2 separate regions of the Homo sapiens genome follow, and region 2 is linked to region 1. A link is an interaction called in ENCODE POLR2A ChIA-PET data of the cell type or tissue named here. Cell type or tissue: GM12878. All regions are shown on one strand. Each heading gives the region's core, and the rest is flanking DNA. Links, peaks and the distances in the headings are about the cores only. Region 1 overlaps FCHSD2 (FCH and double SH3 domains 2). Region 2 overlaps FCHSD2 (FCH and double SH3 domains 2).

Evidence for each region. Peaks named below come from ENCODE experiments on the same cell type or tissue, not always from the same donor. Only the 100,000 strongest peaks of a DNase experiment are listed, where the experiment ranks them.
Region 2: POLR2A ChIA-PET joins it to region 1 with 7 read pairs; 3 of 35 experiments call an interaction of 5 or more read pairs at or near these places.

The regions. Positions count from the first base shown.
Region 1 is chr11:73,045,801-73,051,197 of GRCh38, forward strand. The region is part of intron 3 of FCHSD2 (FCH and double SH3 domains 2); the gene reads right to left. Among named protein-coding and RNA genes, the nearest start is that of FCHSD2, 94 kb to the right of the region's middle. In GM12878, for the core only: no CTCF peak of the experiment used is centred there; a DNase peak (open chromatin) is centred at 2,401; H3K4me3 peaks cover 1,711 bases; H3K27ac peaks cover 3,921 bases.
Region 2 is chr11:72,945,771-72,951,167 of GRCh38, forward strand. The region is part of intron 8 of FCHSD2 (FCH and double SH3 domains 2); the gene reads right to left. Among named protein-coding and RNA genes, the nearest start is that of ATG16L2, 130 kb to the left of the region's middle. In GM12878, for the core only: no CTCF peak of the experiment used is centred there; no DNase peak of the experiment used is centred there.

The DNA of each region.
Region 1 (5,397 bases), core at 192-5,191:
GAGATATACCTAATGCTAGATGATGAGTTAGTGGGTGCAGCCACCAGCATGGCACATGTATACATATGTAACTAACCTGCACAATGTGCACATGTACCCTAAAACTTAAAGTATAATAATAAAAGAAAAAAAAATGGAAGGAAAGCAAAAAACATCTCTTGCTTATATTTCTACAATAATTTCAGTAATTTTTTTTTTTTTTTTTTTAGAGACAGGGTCTCATTTTGTCACCTAGGCTGAAGTGCAGTGGCAGGATCATAGCTCACTGCCACTTCGAATTACTGGACTCAAGGGATACTGTGGCCTCAGCCTCTGAAGTAGCTGGGACTAAAGACACACACCATGATGCCATGCTGATTTTTTAATGTTTTGTAAAGACAGGGGTCTTGCCATCTTGCCCAGGCTACAATCGAATTCCTGTGCTCAAGCAATTCTCCCACCTTGGCCTCCCAAAGCACTGGGATTACAGGTGCAAGCCACCATCCCCAGCCTCTGTAAGAATTTTTGAAAAGCCTTATGAACTGATTTTAAAAAGAAAACAATTAATAATAAAAAAGATATGAATGGCCAATACAGCAAGAATGCATTGTAAATAGCTACAAACATTGGAATATGTCTGAATACCAATTTTCATAGAAAGGAAACAAAATTAGATATCATTTTTGGCCCAGGATGGCAAAAATTTAATGACTGGCAGCATCCACTCCTGGTAAGATAGGATGCACCACATTACTATAAATTATTGGTAGAAATATAAATTGGTGTAGCATTTTAAATTTTTATTAGTAATCAAGTTTTTAAAAATGTTTTTACCTACTAATATCTATTAAAATTTTAAATATAGATAGACTTCGCTTACAAGGAAGCCATTTTCAGAACTGCTAAAATAAAAGCACAAGTATAACAAGATAAATAAGTACATTTATTGTAGTATGTGTATTTGTTTGTTTATTGATTGATTGATTAAGACAGGGATTTCACCATGTTGCCCAGGCTGGTCTTGAACTCCTGGCCAAAAACGATCCTCCTACCTCTGCCTCCCAAAATCTTGAGATTACAATCGTAAGCTACCATGCCCAGTCACAGTATTGCTTTAAACAACTTAAATCAATAGGATGTAGATCAAAATATGTGGATGTTAAATAATTTATATCCACAATACGAACTATGATGCTGTCAATAAAATGAGGTCTTTCTGTATTCACTTTGGGAAAATATCAATGATATTTTTATCAATGATAAAAAATACTATTAAATATAAAAGACAAGATGCAGAATAAATGTGAATATAATTCTACTTTTTTATAAAGGAAAAACTACATATTAAATGAGTACACATAAAAGGAAAAGATTTATACCAAACATGACTGTAAATTTGAAAAAAAAAGGCAAATATTTCATGTACCACCCATATTATTTGAATTGTTAAAACTACCATTTTTTTTTTAATTAAAGAAAAAGATTCTTATGAAACAGGATGTCAAAATATCTGGTAGAAGCTACATACCTAAATGATAGGGAAGAAAAGTGGTCAGCTTCACTGTTTTTACTGCATCTTATTCAAGGTTATAAGAAAAAAATATGATCCCCTATAATACTCAAAAGCATGATTTGTACTTGGGATTATATTTTGAAAAAATTAACTGAGAGAAAAACAGAGCACAAGCAATTCTATCCTTTGTTTTGGATTCACATCCCCAGATAGAACAAAAAATACTGGTCATTGACAGTACCTAGCCACTGCCAAGGATAATGCAAAAAGAAATCCTGAAATAAAGTATTAACCTATCAAATAACATAAAACACATCTAAAAACTGTTCCATGATTTCTAACGGCAAATATTTATGCTCTTTCTTTCAGAAATGGGATTAGAACCCCCTTCTCTTTTCCTTTCATTTGGCATCAATGTGACCCCAACAAGTACTTTCTAGGTCTAGGACTATCAAAATGCTATAAAATGTATTGACTTTTTTATAATGTGCAAAGCACTGTATCCCTCAGAATTTACTCAGTAAATATTTGCTAATGACTGTATATACAAATGATGGTGAGCTAATGACTTTGTTATCTCATTTAAGCTTAGCAACAACTGTGAGTTATTTATTAATCCCAATATGCAGAGGGGGAAATGGCTTAAGTAATTTATGTAGAGTGATTATGTTAACAAATGGTGGAGCCATAATTAGAACTCTAATGGTCTTATTCTATATTGTTTCTTTAAGTAGTACATACTGTGAAAACATGAGTTATTTCTAAAAAGGCAGGAAGTTAAAAAAAAAATACAGGAGGAACAAGAAAACAGAACAGAAAGTAATAGAAAAACTTGACAATGTTAGCATATCAAACTGCAAAAAGTAAAAATCTGACCCAAAGCATTTGAGGCATAGCTAGAGCAGCAGGATATTTCTGTATATCCTGTTTAGCCAACTGTAGTTCCTTTCTTCAGCGGCATCCCTCAGCTCATGCCATGTACCGACACACATATGGGACCCAAAAGTTACCTCTGATCTCCCTTAAGCCAAGGTTCATGATAGTCTAGTACTGGCTTGTTATTTACAGGTACTAGGCATTTCAGAGATAATTCCTGCAAAACAGAATGGCTTGGTTAGCTGTGTATGGACCAGCTATTGCTGAATCAATACTCTGTAACAACTCAAAAAGTGGAAATGGATTAAAACAATAAATGCTAACTTCTGCTCATGAATCTGCAGGTTGGCTAGAGCATCTCTGCTTCAGGTTGCAGGGTCAAGTTCAGGTATCCTTCACATATCTTTCATTCTGGGACCCCATCTGAAGTAGTTACCTGGGGCAAGTTCTTCTTACAGTAAGTGCCGGAAGTACGAAAAAGCTGGAAATAACTTGCCATGCCTCTTAAAGCCTCATTTTAGAAATGGCTTTACAGTCAATTCCATCTCCATTCTACTAGTCCAAGCAAGCCGTATGACCAAGTCTAAAATCAGTAAGACAGGGATGTATGTATAGTTCACCTCAAGAGAAAGGGTGGGGAATGAATATTTGCTGAGCAATAATTCAATCTACCATAAACTCTAAGAAAAATTCCCAGAACAATTTCACTTGGATTCAATAACGACCACACAAACATAGCAAGATGTTGATCGAGTAACTCATTGCTATCAAATTCTCACATGACAAAGAGCTATGAAGAACAGTAAATATTTAAATAACAGAATCAAGATGCTAAAACTTCTCAACATACTGACACAGTGGAATAAACCTAATACAATAGAATCTCAAAGGAGTAAAAAGTCCTGCCATGGGTTCAGCGTAGGATGGTGAAGATCTGATTTAATAGCAAGATATGTAAAAAGACGTAGTGGTTTTTGAGTTTGAGCTCATTAAGAACCTTTAATGTGATATCACTGTTTAAAAAATAATGCCACTTAGCACATATTTAAAGTAATAATAACACAGTTGAGTGCCCAGTATATATGAAGTACATAGTAAAACTTTAAGGAAAAAATTAAAACATGACAGAAACTGTCTCATACCCACAACAATATTAAATTTGGTTCTGATTTCTGTATCAATGGCTTAAGAATAATGACAAGAAACAAGATAGGTAAAAGGTTTAAAACAGTTTCATAGGACGTTCAAGTGTGAACTAAATAAACTACAAATTTTTATGATTGGAAAGACTGGGAATGGGATGTAGACTACTAGAAAGAGATAAGAAGTATAAAAATTGTTTTTATCACACTCTGGGGACTGTGGTGGGGTCGGGGGAGGGGGGAGGGATAGCATTGGGAGATATACCTAATGCTAGATGACACGTTAGTGGGTGCAGCGCACCAGCATGGCACATGTATACATATGTAACTAACCTGCACAATGTGCACATGTACCCTAAAACTTAGAGTATAATAAAAAAAAAAAAAAAAAGAAAAAGGGGGAAAGAGAGACACCTGAAGAGTTGGATAATTCTTTTATACTATGTAAGGCATATTTTAAAGGGCTACCATTTTTAGAGGGTACGTTCTTACCAACTTTTTAAGGAGAGGATAAAATTTTGTGAAATCAATATTATGGTTATTAAAAGCACAAAAGGACCATAAAAAAAAAATTGTTTTCAAATTCCTAAAAGTCTATCATGTGTACAAGGAAGGTTTCTTAAAAAAGTTTTGCTCAAGATAAATAGAAACTAACTATAAGCTGAATGCTTTGAGAGAGAGTGAAATACTGTCACTGAATGAATTCAGGTAGAAGTTGCCAGGCCTCTCTATATAAGAAGTCAGTAAACTTTTCTGTAAAAGGCCAGAGAGTAAATATTTTTGGCTCTGCAGGCCATAAGATCTCCAGGGCAACTACCCTAATATACTATTGTAGTGAGAAAGCAGCCATAGACAATATGTAAACAAATAGGTATGTCCGTGGTCTAACAAAACTTTACTTACAAAAACAGGTGTCAGACCAGACAGCCCTAGTTTGCCAGCCTCTATATTAAAAAGAGGGCTGGACCATATGACCTTCACACCACTTCTAGCTCCAAGTTTCCATAAAAAGTCATTAAGCAATTCAACAATATGTAGAAATAAGTGAAAAAGACGTATTTAGATTGATATAGAGACATATCATATGCAGACATATATGTACATTTATAAACCATATAGAAAGAATATTACTATAAACATATATGGGACGGGTCACCTTTATCACAATGGATTTGAGCTATAGCTGCTGAATATATAAGGCTCTTAAATAGTTCCTTTCGTGGGACAACATTGGAGTAATCAGAAAATAGACATAGGAACCCAGGCCCCCACAATGGTTTTTCAGTAACAGGTGAACAAATAAGACATAAACTAAGACTGCTGTCCTTAAACAAGCCTTTCCATATCCACATGGGGAGATAATGGGAACATCTGCAAATTGCCTGCTTAAAGTCCCTTTATATTGGTTGAACGTTATGTCTCCATTCACTAACATGAGGAAAAAACCGTCTCACTGAATCTCAAATACAGCAAATGAAAACTATAATTAAGTTTTACCAAAGGCCGAGAATATCTACTCTAAGAAAAATAATATAAGACTCAGAACACCCCTTCTTGCTACAATGGCCTTCTATTAGTCTCTAGATTAGAACAAAGGTCCTCCAACTGTTTGTTACTGATACATAACAGGCAAGTACAGAAATTGAGAGTAAGCATTTAGAAAGTTTTAAGCAATTTGACATCAGTTAGTTTGTTATCTATAATGGAAATATTTTAAAAATCTTGCTGGGCACAGTGGCTCATGCCTGTAATCCCAACATTTTGGGAGGCCAAGGTGGGAGGATCGCTTGAATCCAAGAGTTCAAGACTAGTCTGGGCTAACAAAGTGAGACCCTGTCTCTACCAAACTTTAAAAATTAGCAGGACGTGGTGTCACACATGGTGCTG
Region 2 (5,397 bases), core at 119-5,118, 100 kb before region 1:
TGCAGCCAAACGATACATGAAAAAATGCTCATCATCAATGGACATCAGAGAAATGCAAATCAAAACCACAATGAGATACCATCTCACACCAGTTAGAATGGCGATCATTAGAAAGTCAGGAAACAACTGGTGCTGGAGGGGATGTGGAGAAATAGGAACACTTTTACACTGTTGGTGGGACTGTAAACTAGTTCAACCATTGTGGAAGTCAGTGTGGCGATTCCTCAGGGATCTAGAACTAGAAATACCATTTGACCCAGCCATTCCATTACCGAGTATATACTCAAAGGATTATAAATCATGCTGCTATAAAGACACATGCATACATATGTTTATTGTGGCACTATTCAAAATAGGAAAGACTTGGAACCAACCCAAATGTCCAACAATGATAGACTGGATTAAGAAAATGTGGCACATATACACCATGGAATACTATGCAGCCATAAAAAATGATGAGTTCATGTCCTTTGTAAGGACATGGATGAAGCTGGAAACCATCATTCTCAGCAGACTATCGCAAGGACAAAAAACCAAACACCACATGTTCTCACTCATAGGTGGGAATTGAACAATGAGAACACATGGACATAGGAAGGGGAACATCACACACCAGGGCCTGTTGTGGGGTGGGGGAGGGGGGAGGGATAGCATTTGGAGATATACCTAATGTTAAATGATGAGTTACTGGGTGCAGCACACCAACATGGCACATGTATACATATGTAACTAACCTGCACGTTGTGCACACGTACCCTAAAACTTAAAGTATAATTTAAAAAAAACTAGACAATTACATGGTCAATAATTACAATGCTCAAAATGTCAATACCTGCCAATATCCTCTAATGCAAGTCTGTAAAATAGGTATTGTGGAAGTATCTAGCATATTTTACCTTTAAAATACGATGGTATAAACAGAGTAATAGCTACCATTTACAGAATATCTATTATATTCTAGGAGCTTTGTGCAGTAACTCTACTTTTTACAACCACCTTTAAGGTAGACAACATTTTCATTTTACAGAGCAGGAAACTGAGTCCCAAGATGTTAAGTATAATGCCTAGGGAAATTTTTCAAGCTTAAGTAAACATTCATATTCACAAGACTACTCACAAGGATGTAGGACAAAAATGACTGCCTGCCAACAAGGCAGCACCAGGTGCCCCTCTTTGTGGGACTAGTCTTTGCAGCCATCTATGCAATAGCTCACCCAGCTACCCAAGAGCTATTCTCCTTGTGTCCCAGCCTGCTTTCCCAGGCCCCAGGTGAGATTCAGGTCCAAGAAAATGAGACTCACATCACTGGGTCTGGGAGTCACTCTGGTTTAACAGCTGCATGCCCCATGGGGCCAACATCTCTTAACAACAATGCTGTAGGTACGAAGCATTTTCCAATATATCTTATTTCTTAGTTAAGGGCTTTAAACCAAGTGGAAGACCTAGGTTTTATGTTCAAATTTATTTAAACTTCCCCTGGGTAAGAAATGCTGTGTGTCACAAGAGAAGTTTGAACTCTTCTTATCCAGACTCACACTCAGGCCCACATCTGGCCAAGAGGAGCAGAACTGAAGAGGTTTTCCCACAACAATGGTTGATCTACAAAAATCCACTTATGCTCTCCCATGTAGTGTCCCCTCTGACTTGTGATACACACTTACAAGTTGTCTGACTAGAACTAAAGCCAAAGTCAGTGTTTACTTGACTCACATAGGAATTGACCACAAGATCTTATTCTAAGCAATGAACTAATCAACCAGAGTCACTGAGTCTAGCAAGAAATGGGTATATTATAATGAAAGATTAATAGCCACACCACTATATTGCTGGTCCTAATGGACGTGTAGGAACTCCCATCCTCCAGCACATTCTGTTGGAACAGCCCTTACTTTAAATCTCCCAAAAGTTAGTTCATAGATTTCTGATTATAAATTACAGTGTGATAAAATCATTAGTTAAAAAAAATATTGAAAACATAATTTTCTCATAAAGAAAATTAAATACAGAAAAATCCAAAGAAAACAAAAATCACAGGTAATCTCACATAAATATGGGAACATTAACTTATAAAACAGACTTTAAAAACAAATTCAAGACTATATTTTACATATTATTTATGATTCTCATTTTAATCAGTTAATACAGTGTTAACATTTTTCATGGCACTATAATGGTATAATCTTATACAACATAATTTTTATGACATCGTTTGGGTATCATACATTTTTTGTTTGTCTGTTTTGTTTTGTTTTTTTGAGACAAAGTCTCACTCTGTCACCCAGGCTGGAGTGCAGTGGTGCGATCTCGGCTCACTGCAACCTCCACCTCTGGGTTTCAAGTAATTCTTCTGTCTCAGCCTCCTGAGTAGCTGGGATTACAGGCATGTGCCACCAGACCTGGCAAATTTTTGTATTTTTAGTAGAGATGGGGTTTTGCCATGTTGGCCAGGCTGGTCTTGAACTCCTGGACTCAAGCAATCCACCCACCTCAGCCTCCCAAAATGCTGGGATTACAAGCGTGAGCCACTGTGCCCAGCCACTGGATATCATAAATTATTGGCTGCTTATTATGAAACATTTCAATTACTTCAAAATTACTGAATGTTTCATTTTTCAACATTTTAGTTGCTTTCCATTTTTAATCTCATTGTCATCATCAAGCATGTAGACAAATATCATAATAGATATTTATTATATCCTTAGAATAAATTCTTACAACATAATTTCTGAGACAAAGAATATAGTTTATTTTAAAGCATTTGATACATATTACCAATTAAGTCCTCCAAAACAACTGTATCAATTTACATTATCAATAATAGAATATGAGTGTATTAACAAAATTTTAACTTACCATTTTAATGGATACAATTAAGATTAACATTGTCATAATTTTCATTTCTTTTTTTTTTTTGAGAGGCAGTCTCGCTCTGTCGCCCAGGCTGGAGTGCAGTGGCACAATCTCGGCTCACTGCAAGCTCCATCTCCCAGGTTCACAACATTCTCCTGCCTCAGTCTCCCGAGTAGCTGGGACTACAGGTGCCCGCCACTACGCCTGGCTAATTTTTTATATTTTTAGTAGAGATGGGGTTTCACCACGTTAGCTAGGATGGTCTGGATCTCCTGACCTCGTGATCTGCCCACCTCGGCCTCCCAAAGTGCTGGGATTACAGGCATGAGCCACAGCACCCAGCATAATTTTCATTTCTTTGATTACTGGTGGGATGCTAGATTTTCACAGTCACTAGTCTTATTTTTTATTGAGATATTAGTCACACACCATTAAGTTAATCATTTTAAAGTATACAATGCAGTGGCTTTTAGTATATTCACAAAGTTGTGCAACCATCACCATTACCTAATTCCAGAACATTTTTATCACCACAAAAAGAAACCTGGCCGGGCGTGGTGGCTCACGCCTGTAATCCCAGCACTTTGGGAGGCCCATGGCGGGCAGATCACCTGAGGTCAGGAGTTCAAGGCCAGCCTGACCAACATGGTGAAACCCTGTCTCTACTAAAAACACAAAAATTAGCTGGGCGTGGTGGTGGGTGCCTGTAATCACAGCTACTCAGGAGGCTGAGACAGGAGAATCACTTGAACCCTGGAGGCAGAGGTTACAGTGAGCCGAGATCATGCCACTGCACTCTAGCCTGGGCACCAAAGAGCAAAACTCCATCTCAAAGAAAGAAAGAAAAGAAAAGAAAGGAAAGAAAAAGAAAAGAAAAGAAAAGAAAAGAAAACTTTATAGCCATTAAGTAGTCAGTGCCCTCTCCCCCTGTGCCTGGCAACCACTAATCTACTTTCTACATTTCTGGATTTGCCTATTCTGGACAAATGAAATGGAATCATACAATATATACGCTTTTGTGTCTGGCTTCTTTCACTTAACACAATGTTTTCAAGGTCTACCCATGTTGTAGCATAAATCATTACTACATTCAATTTTATGGTTGATAATATTCCACTGTATGGGTTTACCACATCTTGTTTATCCATTCACTAGTTGATGGACATTTGGGTTGTTTCCACCTTTGGATTGTTATGAATAATGCTGCTACAAACATTTGTGTACACAACTTTTTGCTTGAACACTTGTTTTCAGTTCTCTTGGGTATAAATCTAAGAGTGGAGTTTTGGGGTCATATGACAATTCTGTTGGATAGTTTGAGAAACCACCAAATGCTAATGTTCACATCACTGTTTTTCCACAATGGCTGTTCCATTTTACATTCTCACCCAATTTCTCCATCTCCTCACCAACACTTGTTATTTTCTGTTTTTAAAAATTTTAGTCATCCTAGCGGATGTGAAGTGGTATTTCATTGTGATTTTGATTTGCATATTCCTAATGAATAAAGGTATTACTCATCTTTGAGAAAAAAGTCTATTAAAATCCTTGCCCTTTTAAAAAAACTGGGTTATTTGTTTTTATTGAATTGTAAAGCTTCTTTATATATTCTAAATATTAAATCCTTTTCAGATATGTAATTTGCAAATATTTTCTCCCATTCTGTGGGTTGTCTTCACTTTCTCCATAGATTCCTTTGATACACAAAAGTTTTTATTTCTGCAATTTGTCTATTCTTTCTTTGGTTGCTTGTGTTTTTGGTGATATCTGAGAAACTGTTGCCTATTCTAAGTTAACATAGACTTGCATTTTTTTTTTCCCTCAAAGAGTTTTATATAGTTTTAGCTCTTAAGTCTTTGATTCATTTTGAATTAATTTTTATATATGCTGTGAGGTAGAGGTCCAACTTCATTCTTCTTGCATGTGGATATTCAGTTGTGCCAGTACAATTTGTTGAAAGACTATTCTTTCCTCCACTGAATTGTTTTAGTACCTTTGTTGACAATCAGCTACTGATGTATGATTAGTAGTCTTTTGTATTTCCCTTTTTAAAACTGAATTTGTAGTTTTTCCTTATTTCTTTTAGGATATTTTAATTTTTCATTTATAAGAATACTTAACTCCCACATTATCATTTGGCTTCTCAGATATTTAGAGGCAGCACAGGTAGTAGTTGCGGTGGAAACTATTTGTTGTTGTCCGCCAAATGTTATCCCTTTCTTCCTGGGCACATGCTGTGGGACTACACTTCCTAGCCTCCATACCTGCTGTGAGATTGACCACGTGACTAATTCTCTCTAATTCAGTGTGAACAGAAGTAACATTTGCTCCTTTAAGGACTAGATCTTAAGAGAATAGGTGTGTCTTCTCCATGCTCTCTTTCCCCTATCCACTGGCTAGAACTCAAATAAATCAATGACACAGGTTTAGCCAGGCCATGAGAGAAAGTGATGGACTACCCTGCTATCTGAGTCTCTGAATAACTTCATGAGGCAAATGCTACCTATCTACTCCAAACCATTGCATTAGAAATAATTAACACCTATC